Regions from separate parts of the Homo sapiens genome. Here region 2 is linked to region 1. A link is an interaction called in ENCODE POLR2A ChIA-PET data of the cell type or tissue named here. Cell type or tissue: K562. All regions are shown on one strand.

The links. ChIA-PET counts read pairs that join two places held together with the same protein. Peaks named below come from ENCODE experiments on the same cell type or tissue, not always from the same donor. Only the 100,000 strongest peaks of a DNase experiment are listed, where the experiment ranks them.
Region 2: POLR2A ChIA-PET joins it to region 1 with 5 read pairs; 1 of 35 experiments calls an interaction of 5 or more read pairs at or near these places.

What each region holds. Positions count from the first base shown.
Region 1 is chr7:149,403,955-149,408,954 of GRCh38, reverse strand. No RefSeq gene overlaps it. Among named protein-coding and RNA genes, the nearest start is that of TRC-GCA11-1, 8.8 kb to the left of the region's middle. In K562, a CTCF peak has its summit at 2,142 (motif pointing right); a DNase peak (open chromatin) is centred at 2,121; H3K27me3 peaks cover 1,565 bases.
Region 2 is chr7:148,802,126-148,807,125 of GRCh38, reverse strand. No RefSeq gene overlaps it. Among named protein-coding and RNA genes, the nearest start is that of EZH2, 80 kb to the left of the region's middle. In K562, no CTCF peak of the experiment used is centred here; a DNase peak (open chromatin) is centred at 2,440.

The DNA of each region.
Region 1 (5,000 bases):
AATGCAAATCAAAACCACAATGTGATACCACCTTACTCCTGCAAGAATGGCCAGAATCAAAAAAATCAAAAATAATAGATGTTGGTTAGATGCGGTGAAAAGGGAACACTTCTACACTGCTGGAGGGAATGTAAACTAGTACAACCACTATGGAAAACAGTGTGGAGATTCCTTAAATAACAAAAAATAGAACTATCATTTGACCTAGCAATCCCACCGCTGGGTATCTGCCCGGAGGAAAAGAAGTCATTATACGAAAAAGATACTTGCAGATGCATGTTTATAGCAGCAAAATTGGCAATTCCAAACATGTGGAAACAAACTAAATGCCCATGAATCAATGAGTGGATAAAGAAACTGTGGTATACATATACAATGGAATACTACTCAGCCATAAAAAATAATGAATTAATGGCATTCACAGCAACCTGGATAAGACTGGAGACTATTATTCTAAGGGAAGTAACTCAGGAATGGAAAACCAAGCATCGTATGTTCTCATTCATAAGTGGGAGCTAAGCTATGAGGATGCAAAGGCGTAAGAATGACACAGTGGACTTTGGGGACTCAGGGGAAAGGGTGGGAAGGGGCTGAGGGATAAAAGTTCACTAATTGGGTACAGTGTATACTGCTCGGGTGATGGGTGCACCAAAATCTCACAAATCACCACTAAAGAACCTACTTATGTAGCCAAACACCACCTGTTCCCCAATAACCTATAGAAATAAAAAAATTCTAAAAAAAAATAGTTACCAGATTTGGAGGCAGGGCAAGATTTTTCTTTTATTACCCTAGACAATTTGTAGCTTACATTTACAGAATCATTCTGTGTCTCTGACTGAGACTCTTCAGATCTGTTTTTGAGGGGAAAAAAAAGCTAGGGTCTGCTTTTGAACATGCATTATACATCTTGGTGAGACATCTAGGTGCCACTGTCTTTTTCCAATAAAATCTATGACAACAAAGTAACAGCCAAAGGCCTGTTGACTTCCTTAAAGTGGCTCGACTTACTTTTGTATACAGTAAGATTCAGGGGGCACAACAGAAAACCTAATGCTGTCTGTAGGGATTTAAGAAAAAAAAAAAAAAAAGGAAACCTAATGCTCACATTAAAAGTAAAGCAACCAAATAGTAGAAAAATTATCAAATAATGTGGTGAATCTGAGAGTAATTTCTGATGTATTAATATCTAACACTATTAAGGTTTGATCCCAAATTGAAAATATAGCTGTAAAATAAGTTAAGCAAGCTCTTCTGAATATAGAAACCATTTTACCTAGGATAATATAGATATCATTTGGCTGCTTCCCTTATATTAATTTTTAGAGTACACAGTAGCTTCCATAGAAGATGGTGGATCTCCCTTCAGAGGCTCTTAAGGGTAGGAAATGAACTAGATGATTTCTTGAGGCTTCCCCCACCCCTGTGATTTTGCAAAATAGCCAGCTCTACTCGAAGGCTAACGTGTCTCATTGCCAGGGGCTGGGGGAGGTGGGATTGGAGTGATGTCTGCTGATGGGTTTGGGGTATCTTTCCGGGGTGATGAAAATGTTCTGAAATTTGATAGTGGTGATAGTTACACAATCTGTGAATATACCCAAAACCACTGAATTATATACTTTAAAAGGGTGAAGTATATGATGTATAAATTATAGCTCATTTTTAAAAAGGTTATTATGTCTCCATTTAGCTGCTATTAAAATATAAACTTTTATTAAAAATATTCTGTTACATAAGAGGTCTGTAAGTAGTTTATCACAATAAATAATTCTGACAAATGTCGCTGTTTCTGTGGTGTATAGCCTCCTAAGCGATTCCTTTCTGAAAGTATTTTGACCAGAAATAATTCTAATTTATTAATTTGGTTTTCTTCAATGAAATTGAGAACATTTATTGGCAATTTGTAAGAATAACAAGAATTTTAGCAAATTGCAAATGTATATAACTTGCGATAAAATTAATTACCACTGGCAAAAATAAATAAATAAATGTTCTGACTTCCAGAAGCCAATGTTGGGCCCTCTCAGGGCACTTGGGTTAAATGGCCTTCTCTGGGCAACCCCATTATATAAAAGCAGGGAGGGCTGGCAGGGAGGAGGCGGGGGATGAGGTTGTAACAGAGCAGGGAGAGGGGTCCACTGGGAGGCAGCAGAGCCCTGCAGACCCAACCCAAAATAAAGAGCAGCCTAGTGGAGGCTGGATAATGTAGTGGCTGTTTAGCTTTATTTATTTATTTATTTATTTATTTATTTATTTATTTATTTATTTTAAGGTCTTGCACTGTCACCCAGGCTGGCTCACTGCAGCCTTGACTTTCTGGGCTCAAGCAGTCCTCCTGCCTCAGCCTCCTGAGTAGCTGGGACTACAGGTGTGCACCACCATGCCCAGCTATTTTATATATATATAATATACATATATATATATATATATTTTTTTTTTTTTTTTGTAGAGATGGGTTTTCACCATGTTGCCCAGGCTGGTTTCAAATTCCTGGGCTCAAGCAAGCCATCTGCCTCAGCCTCCCAAAGTGCTGGGATTACAGGCATGATTCTCCACGCCCTGCCTTTAGTTCTTGATTCTGTCACTTAACACTGATTTGGGGCAATTTGCTTCAATTCCATATGTCATTGTCATCAATGATGATGGTGGTAGTAGTGATAGTACTACCACAAATAATTTTTTAAATTATATATATGAAGCTCTTACAATTTATTTAGAACAAAATAATTGCACAAAAACATTAGGTATTATAGTAAATGTAGTGTCTTGGGTGTGGCTACACAGGTGAAATGTGCTAAGAAGGAATGTCCCTCAGGCAAGGGGGTATAGCTGAGGAGTAAACCATTTGGCTGCAGATCAAGTGGTCCCTGGTTCAAATATGGGTGCCCTCTATTCCCAAGTTTCCTTCCCTTTCCGCTATCGGGTTTTGTGGTAACGTTCCCCCTCCCATTAATGTTACTACAAATTTCAGCTGGAAAACTTACCCCTATGACACCACTAAAGGCATCTGGAGACTATAAAATTAAATGAGGTAGAAAAAAACCAAGATGTATATGCTGTGCTATCATTTGTGTTTACAGAAAAGGTAGGAGAAAATATGCACTAATAACTCCTCAGACGTACAAATTATCTATGGAAGAATATGTAAGAAACACAAGACATGGGCTTCCCCCAGTGAGTGGAGTCTTGGTAGATAAACAAGAGGGAGAATTTTCACTGCCTACTTTTTCGTTCCTTTAGAATATTGTATTGTGTGAGTTCTATGAATTCGGTATTTATTTTTAAAATATACATTTTTTATTTGTTTTTATTTTATTTATTCTTTTTTTTTAAGAGATGAGGCCTCCGCTCTGTTGCCCAGGCTGGAGTGCAATGGTGTTGATGGTGGCAGGAGGCAGACAGGTTTCTGGGTAGGAAAGGACGGGTCCCAGATGAAACCCCACCTTCAAGCCAAGGATGGACTGAAGCCTGGAGGCCAGGCTGCCAGGTCCCAGTGAAGTCCGCTACCCGGAGTGAAAAAACTTCCTTGATGCCTTTCAGCCAATCAAGTGGTGCTTCTTCCAGGCCCACCATGGACCAATTAGCATGAACTTCCTCCATTCTGAGCCCATAAAAATCCCTGGACTCAGCCAGACTCATACACTCTGGGATTACCTGCCTGTGGATAGGAGCTACCCACTTTGGGTCTCCTCTCTGCTGAGAGCTGTTCAGTCACCCAATAAAGCTCTTCTCTGCCTTGCTCACCCTCCAGTTGTCTGAGTAGCCTCATTCTTCCTGGACACAGGACAGGAACTTGGGACCCACCACACAGTGGAAGCAAAAGGAGCTGTAACACTTCGCTGGCTGGCTCACCAGGCTGTGGGCAGTGATACGCGTCTGGACTGTGGGAGTTAAGAGTGGTAACCTTTCTGAGGCCCAGACCTTGGGATTCCCCAAGCCAGAGCTGTAACACTATAGCCCTCCCGCCCTCTGTCAGCAGTGACAGGAGGCAGGGCCAGACTAGCCCAGGAGCTTCAGGCCAGAGCGGGGCGGTGGGACTGAAAGAACTGTGACACAAACTGGCTGAAATACTACCCCAAAACACCCCCAACCCCACTTGCCACACTGCAAGTGATGAGAAGGAGAGAAGAGCTGTGGGCCTCCCCAAGCCAAGACCGTGACATGCTGTAACACCCTTTGGGGCTCTGCGGTTCCTGGCATCTCCAAGCTTTTGGGCACCAATGCGTTCCCCTCGTCCAGTTGCTGGTGCCTGTGGTGGAAGGTCCAGCTGCAGCTTCACACAGAGCTGGCACCTGTGCCCGTGCCCGGAGCTGCCCACCCCACCATAGCAGCTGGTGTGCCTGGCTACGTGCACTGGCCAGACCCCATACCTGCACACTCACACACCCCTCTCTGCTCCGCACTTGGCTTGCCCATGGCAGGTGGGGGATCTGGGCTGGTAGCGTGAACTAAGCACAGCCTGCCAGACCAAGTAGGTGGAAGGAGCTCAGCGGCCACGAGCAAAACTCAAGCAGAGATGCCACTGGCCACAGAAGTTTCCCACTGGCGAAGCGATACCAAAGTCAACACTGAAGGATCCTGTGACTGTGATGAGGGCTCACTACAAAGGATCCAGTGACAGCATGGTCAGGGCTCACTGCGAAGGATCCAGTGACAGCACAATCAGGGCTCACTGTGAAGGATCCTGTGACTGTGATGAGGGCTCACTATAAAGGATCCAGTGACAGCGCGGTCAGGGCTCACTGCGAAGGATCCTGTGACAGTGAGGTCAGGGTTGACTGCAAAGGATCCTGTGACAGCAGGATCGGGGCTCACTGCGAAGGATCCCATGACAGTGAGGTCAGGGCTCACTGCGAAGCATCCTGTGACAGCGCGATCAGGGCTCACTGCCACCTCAAAGTCCTGGGCTCAAGGGACCCTCTGCCTCAGCTTGTCCAGTATCTGGCACCACAGCTACTGCCACCACACCCAGCTAATTTTTTAAAAAAAATTTTTTTTGT
Region 2 (5,000 bases), 600 kb after region 1:
GATTTAACCTCCAAGTCTGTTCCCCATATATAAACTGACAGAGTAGACTTTTAGGTTATTTTTAAGAACGTACCTAGTTCTAAACTCCATTAGTCTAGATAGAGTTCTTTAGAAACAAACACAATATAAGTTGGGATTCCTTACCTACCTTATCACAAAAGGTGATTGATAGGTATAACCAAACTGTAGTTTTATATCTTCTCAGAGGTAAAAATCACAAACTCTGAAAGCGTCAAGGAAACGACATGTACCTTGCATGCCTTATGATAATGTGGTTTGTCCCAGAATTTGAGGTAACTTCCCTGCACCCTCCCCAGGTACATTCACCAGCAGCATCATGGGAACCCTGACAACCGCTGCAAACCAGTCCATACTGTCAGTTACTTAGCAGTTGCCTTTGCTACAGTTAGATTTTTATTTACAATGTGGTAGTATTAATATGAAACCTAATTAAATGGACTCATCTTGCTTTCCAGTTCCACAGCATTTGCGGGATCAGGTCTCTCTCTGACACATCAGTGCACAGGCGCAGCAACTTGAGTCCTACAGTTAATTTGCCACTTGATTTGGGATTGAGGAGATCCCTCCCTCAGCCTCGTCCCATGGTTTCTTAATGACAGTGCTGATCTATTTTACATCTAAATAACTATCTCCACTCTCACCCAGAAAACGGTACCATTCACTTCAGAGCTTGTTGCCCTCGATGCCCTCATGTTCCGCTCGGCACTCAGCAGGACCCTGGGCAAACTGGGCAGCCATCAATCTCCTGAGGCAGTTACTTCATTATTTGGGTTAGGTCATTCTCTAGATGGCTCACTGGCCTTGCCTAGGCACAGGCGCATGGAGCCCATCTGTTCATCATCGCCTGTTCATGAGACCCCAAAGATTACTTGGGCTCAAAAGTACCTGTTGACATGGCTCATTCCAGCTACAGCCCTCAACCCATCCTCAGAGGAACAGCTGGGAAGCAGATCCTTGAGGCCTCCAGTGAGCTCAATGTACCAGAGCCCCAAATGCGTAGGAAAGACAAGGTGGCATTGATGGAAAGCAGTAGTTTTTGAGCCCTGTCGTGTATTCTCATTGCACAGCAAGCTTTTTATACCATGATCTGAAATGCGCTTCTCTAAAAGCCTCTTCAGTGACGTCCGTGAACACAGATTTTCTGAACAGAAATCCTTGACGTTAATAACCCATTTGATACAACCTTCTATCAAGCTTGTCTGGCCTGTGGACAGCCGGTTGCATACAGCCCAACACAAATTCGTAAACTTTCTTAAAACATTGAGGTTTTTTGTGATTTTTTTTTTTTTTTTAAAGACAGACAGGGTCTTGCTCTGTCACTAATCAGCCTGGAGTACAGTGGTGTGATCTTGGCTCACTGCAACCTCTGCCTCCCAGGTTCAAGCGATTCTCCTGCCTCAGCCTTCCGAGTAGCTGGGATTATAGGCATGGGCTACCACCCCTAATTTTTGTGTTTTTAGTAGAGATGGGGTTTTGCCTTGTTGGCCAGGCTGGTCTTGAACTCCTGACCTCAAGTGATCCACCCGCCTCGGCCTCCCAAAGTGCTGGGATTACAGGTGTGAGCTGCTCCGCCCAGCGTTTTTTTTTTTTTTTTTTAAGCTCATCAGCTACTTAATAGAAGGCTTGACATATACAATAAGCGGGACCTCACCCACAGACTAACTACTGTGGGTAAAGTTAGAGGCACCTAGAAGCTGTGCTAGGTTTTCATTATTGTCTGGTTCATCCCATCTCCAGTCTTCACCGTATCCATGCCAGGTCCTCACTTCCACTTCTGCCCAAGATGTTCAGCAACTCCACCAAAAGTCAAATCAAATGTAAACCCACACATTTAAGCTTGTAGATAGCTCATCAAGACTGGATCCGAAATGTAAACATTTTGAAAACAGTATTCTGTTAAATAATTCTTAATGGAACTAGTTGAAATAATTGCGTATCCACTCAATCCCTTGATATAAATAAACAATTCCAGTGGGGGCTACACATGGATACCTGGCATTAGAAGTGGTCTACACTCACCTGTTACGGCAAGGGCATTGTTGGGGTTGCCCCTGGACAGGGTCATGAACTGGACAGATGAACGATGATGGTATAAAAAATGAACCTGGGCAGCCAAGTGACTGTGATTCCTACGAACAAGAAGGTGTCTTCATTAGAAGGGGGATTCAGTTCAAATAGCTGAAGGCCAGCAAGCATGTTTTCCAACTGGGGGTGGTCATGCTAAACTTCACAGGAAAATTAGGTACCAATATTCATCAAGGAGCAGCATCTTAAAATGCTGTCAGTAAAAATACATACATGACATTACAGGCACCTGTTGGTCCTGTAGCCACTTTCTTACCCTTCAGATTCCTGTCATGTGGCGTGCCTGGCCAGCATCCCGAGTCTATACCCTACGCTTAACAGAGCCCAACCAGGAGACTTACCCTCCCAGGCGCCGAGATCAAGGTCCTCCCTTCCCTTGTTCCCTTAGGTCACAGCAATACATACTCAGCCTGTGCATCTGGTCTTAGTGCACAGCCCAGCTCTGATTAAACCACAATGAATTTTTCTACAACCCAGGAGGTAAAATATTGATTTTATAAAATATGAGTTCAAGTTGTCAATAGATTAAACCTTTGTTGCTGTGATACTGTTTCCAACCTCTTTGGCCATGATTCCAAGATAGTAAGCCTGGTCTCAGTGGTAACCACCACACCGTGTAGACCCCCACTAGGATTTGGCAGCAAATAGTCCCAGATGTTTGGTGTTCTACAGACAGGCTCCCCTATACTTCAACAAAGGGTAAAAGCAAGAGTGACAATGTGAGTACTCTGGGGCTGGATTAGTTCAGTGATACTGCGCTTGGTGGTTCTTTGTAAACTATTTTTGTTTTTTTTTTTTTTGACACGGAGTCTTGCTCTGTCGCCCAGGCTGGAGTGCAGTGGCACGATCTCAGCTCACTGCAACCTCTGCCTCCCAGGTTCAAGCGATCCGCCTGCCTCAGCCTCCCAAGTGGCTGGAACTACAGGCGTGTGCTACCACAACTGGCTAATTTTTTGTATTTTTAGTAGAGATGGGGTTTCACCATGTTGGCCAGGCTGGTCTTGAACTCCTGACCTCAAGTGATCCGCCGCCCAGCCTCCCAAAGTGCTGGGATTACAGGCGTGAGCCAATGTGCCTGGCCACAATTTTCACAATTACAGCTAGTAATTGTGCACATACAAGTATTTTGTCCAAGGAGAATAGGGCTTGAGAACTGGGAAGAATGTGACCTTCCTCCTGGGTTCTAACCATGCTGCCCACATATAGGGACTGAACACCCGGGGTTTCCAGAATTCTGGGACTCTGCCTCTAAGCGACTTACTAAGTTGTCCTGAAAAAGAAATGCCTCAGGGAATGTCTCCCTTTCCATGTCTTACCAAGAGAAATGCAGTCAACCTATACACATAAGGGACATTTGGACCTAAACATAGGTCTTGAATTGCCTTTTCTTTCACACCAGTCAAGACGGTACACTTACCCAGTGCGAAGGGGAGCAGGTAAAGGCCAGGAATCTGAAGGTGTGGGGCGAACTCCCGACTCACCCATCACTCAGCTCACCTTCGCTTACCGTGAGGAATTTCCATGGGACCAAGGTACTTACCCAAGTGCCTGCTTGATCCCGGAGGAACTGAAGAGACCAGCAAACTCATGACAATATTTCCTATCATTCGCAGGACTGAAATACACAAGCTCTTAAGGCAGGTCTGTGGTGTTCCTTTGCAGCATGCTTTTCTCACAGGCAGAATAATGGACTGGTTTGAGGAAAAGCAGGAGGTGAGCTTTACTCCCAGTCCGGCGCCACAGGGCAGGGTGGAGTTCGGAACACCAGCTGTCTCCTGCCTGGCTTCTATACTGGGACTCTTCACTAGATGGTCTGAAAAAGGGGATATACTAAAAAAAAGTGTTGAGAACCATTAAGTGCTGGGTTTATTACCATTTTACTTTTTAACCTGTGTAACTTTTTTGTGACAGGGTTGCTTTGTTGCCCAGGCTGGAGTGCAGTGGTCTTGGCTCTCTGCAGCCTCAACCTCCTGGCCTCAAGCGATCCTCCTGCCTCAGCCTCATGAGCGATTAGGACCGCAAATGTGCGCCACCAAGCCCGGCTAATTTTTGCAGAGACGGAGGCTCCCTATGTTGCACAAGGCTGAGCTCTCTCCAAGTGCTGGGCTTACAGCCGTGAGCTATCTTGTGCCTAGCCCCCCGGTTTGTTTGTTTTTGAGACAGAGTCTCGCCCTGTCACCCAGGCTGGAGTGCAATGGCGTGATCTCAGCTCACTGCAACCTCTGCCTCCGGGGTTCAAGTGATTCTCCTGCCTCAGCCTCCCAAGTAGCTAGGATTACAGGTACGCACCACCATGCCCGGTTAATTTTTTGTATTTTTAGTAGAGACGGGGTTTCACCATGTTGGCAAGGCTGGTCTTGAACACCTGACATTGTGATCCACCCGCCTCAGCCTCCCAGATTGCTGGGATTACAGGCATGAGCCATCGCGCCTGGCCCTTATCCTTTTACACTAACCCGTCAGATGTCCGAGTTTCCTGAGAAACCCCAGGAACTTCTACTTATTTTGTTAGCTATGCCTTCCCTCCACCTGGCTAACTTGCACTTGGGCACAGGCATGTGCTAAGGATGTTCATAATTTATCACTTGCAAAACCTGTGAGGTACCTGAAGCTTCTATGAGGAAAACAAAGTTACTGGGAGCAAAGCAGCATCCCTGACCGTGGCTGGGGAGTGAGTGACACGGCAAAGGAGACAGAAGGAAGAAGCTACACTGCGGCGCAGGCAGGCGACATGTAGGGTTCCTGGGGTGAGTGCTCCCAGGGCTCCCACGATGTGGTTACATCCGTGCCAGGAGAGGGTCGGGTGTGCATCCCCATGGCCCAGGACCTCCTCTCCTGGGGACACACTGGGGAAACATTCCATTCTCAGGGAGGAGTAACTTTTCTTTTTTCTA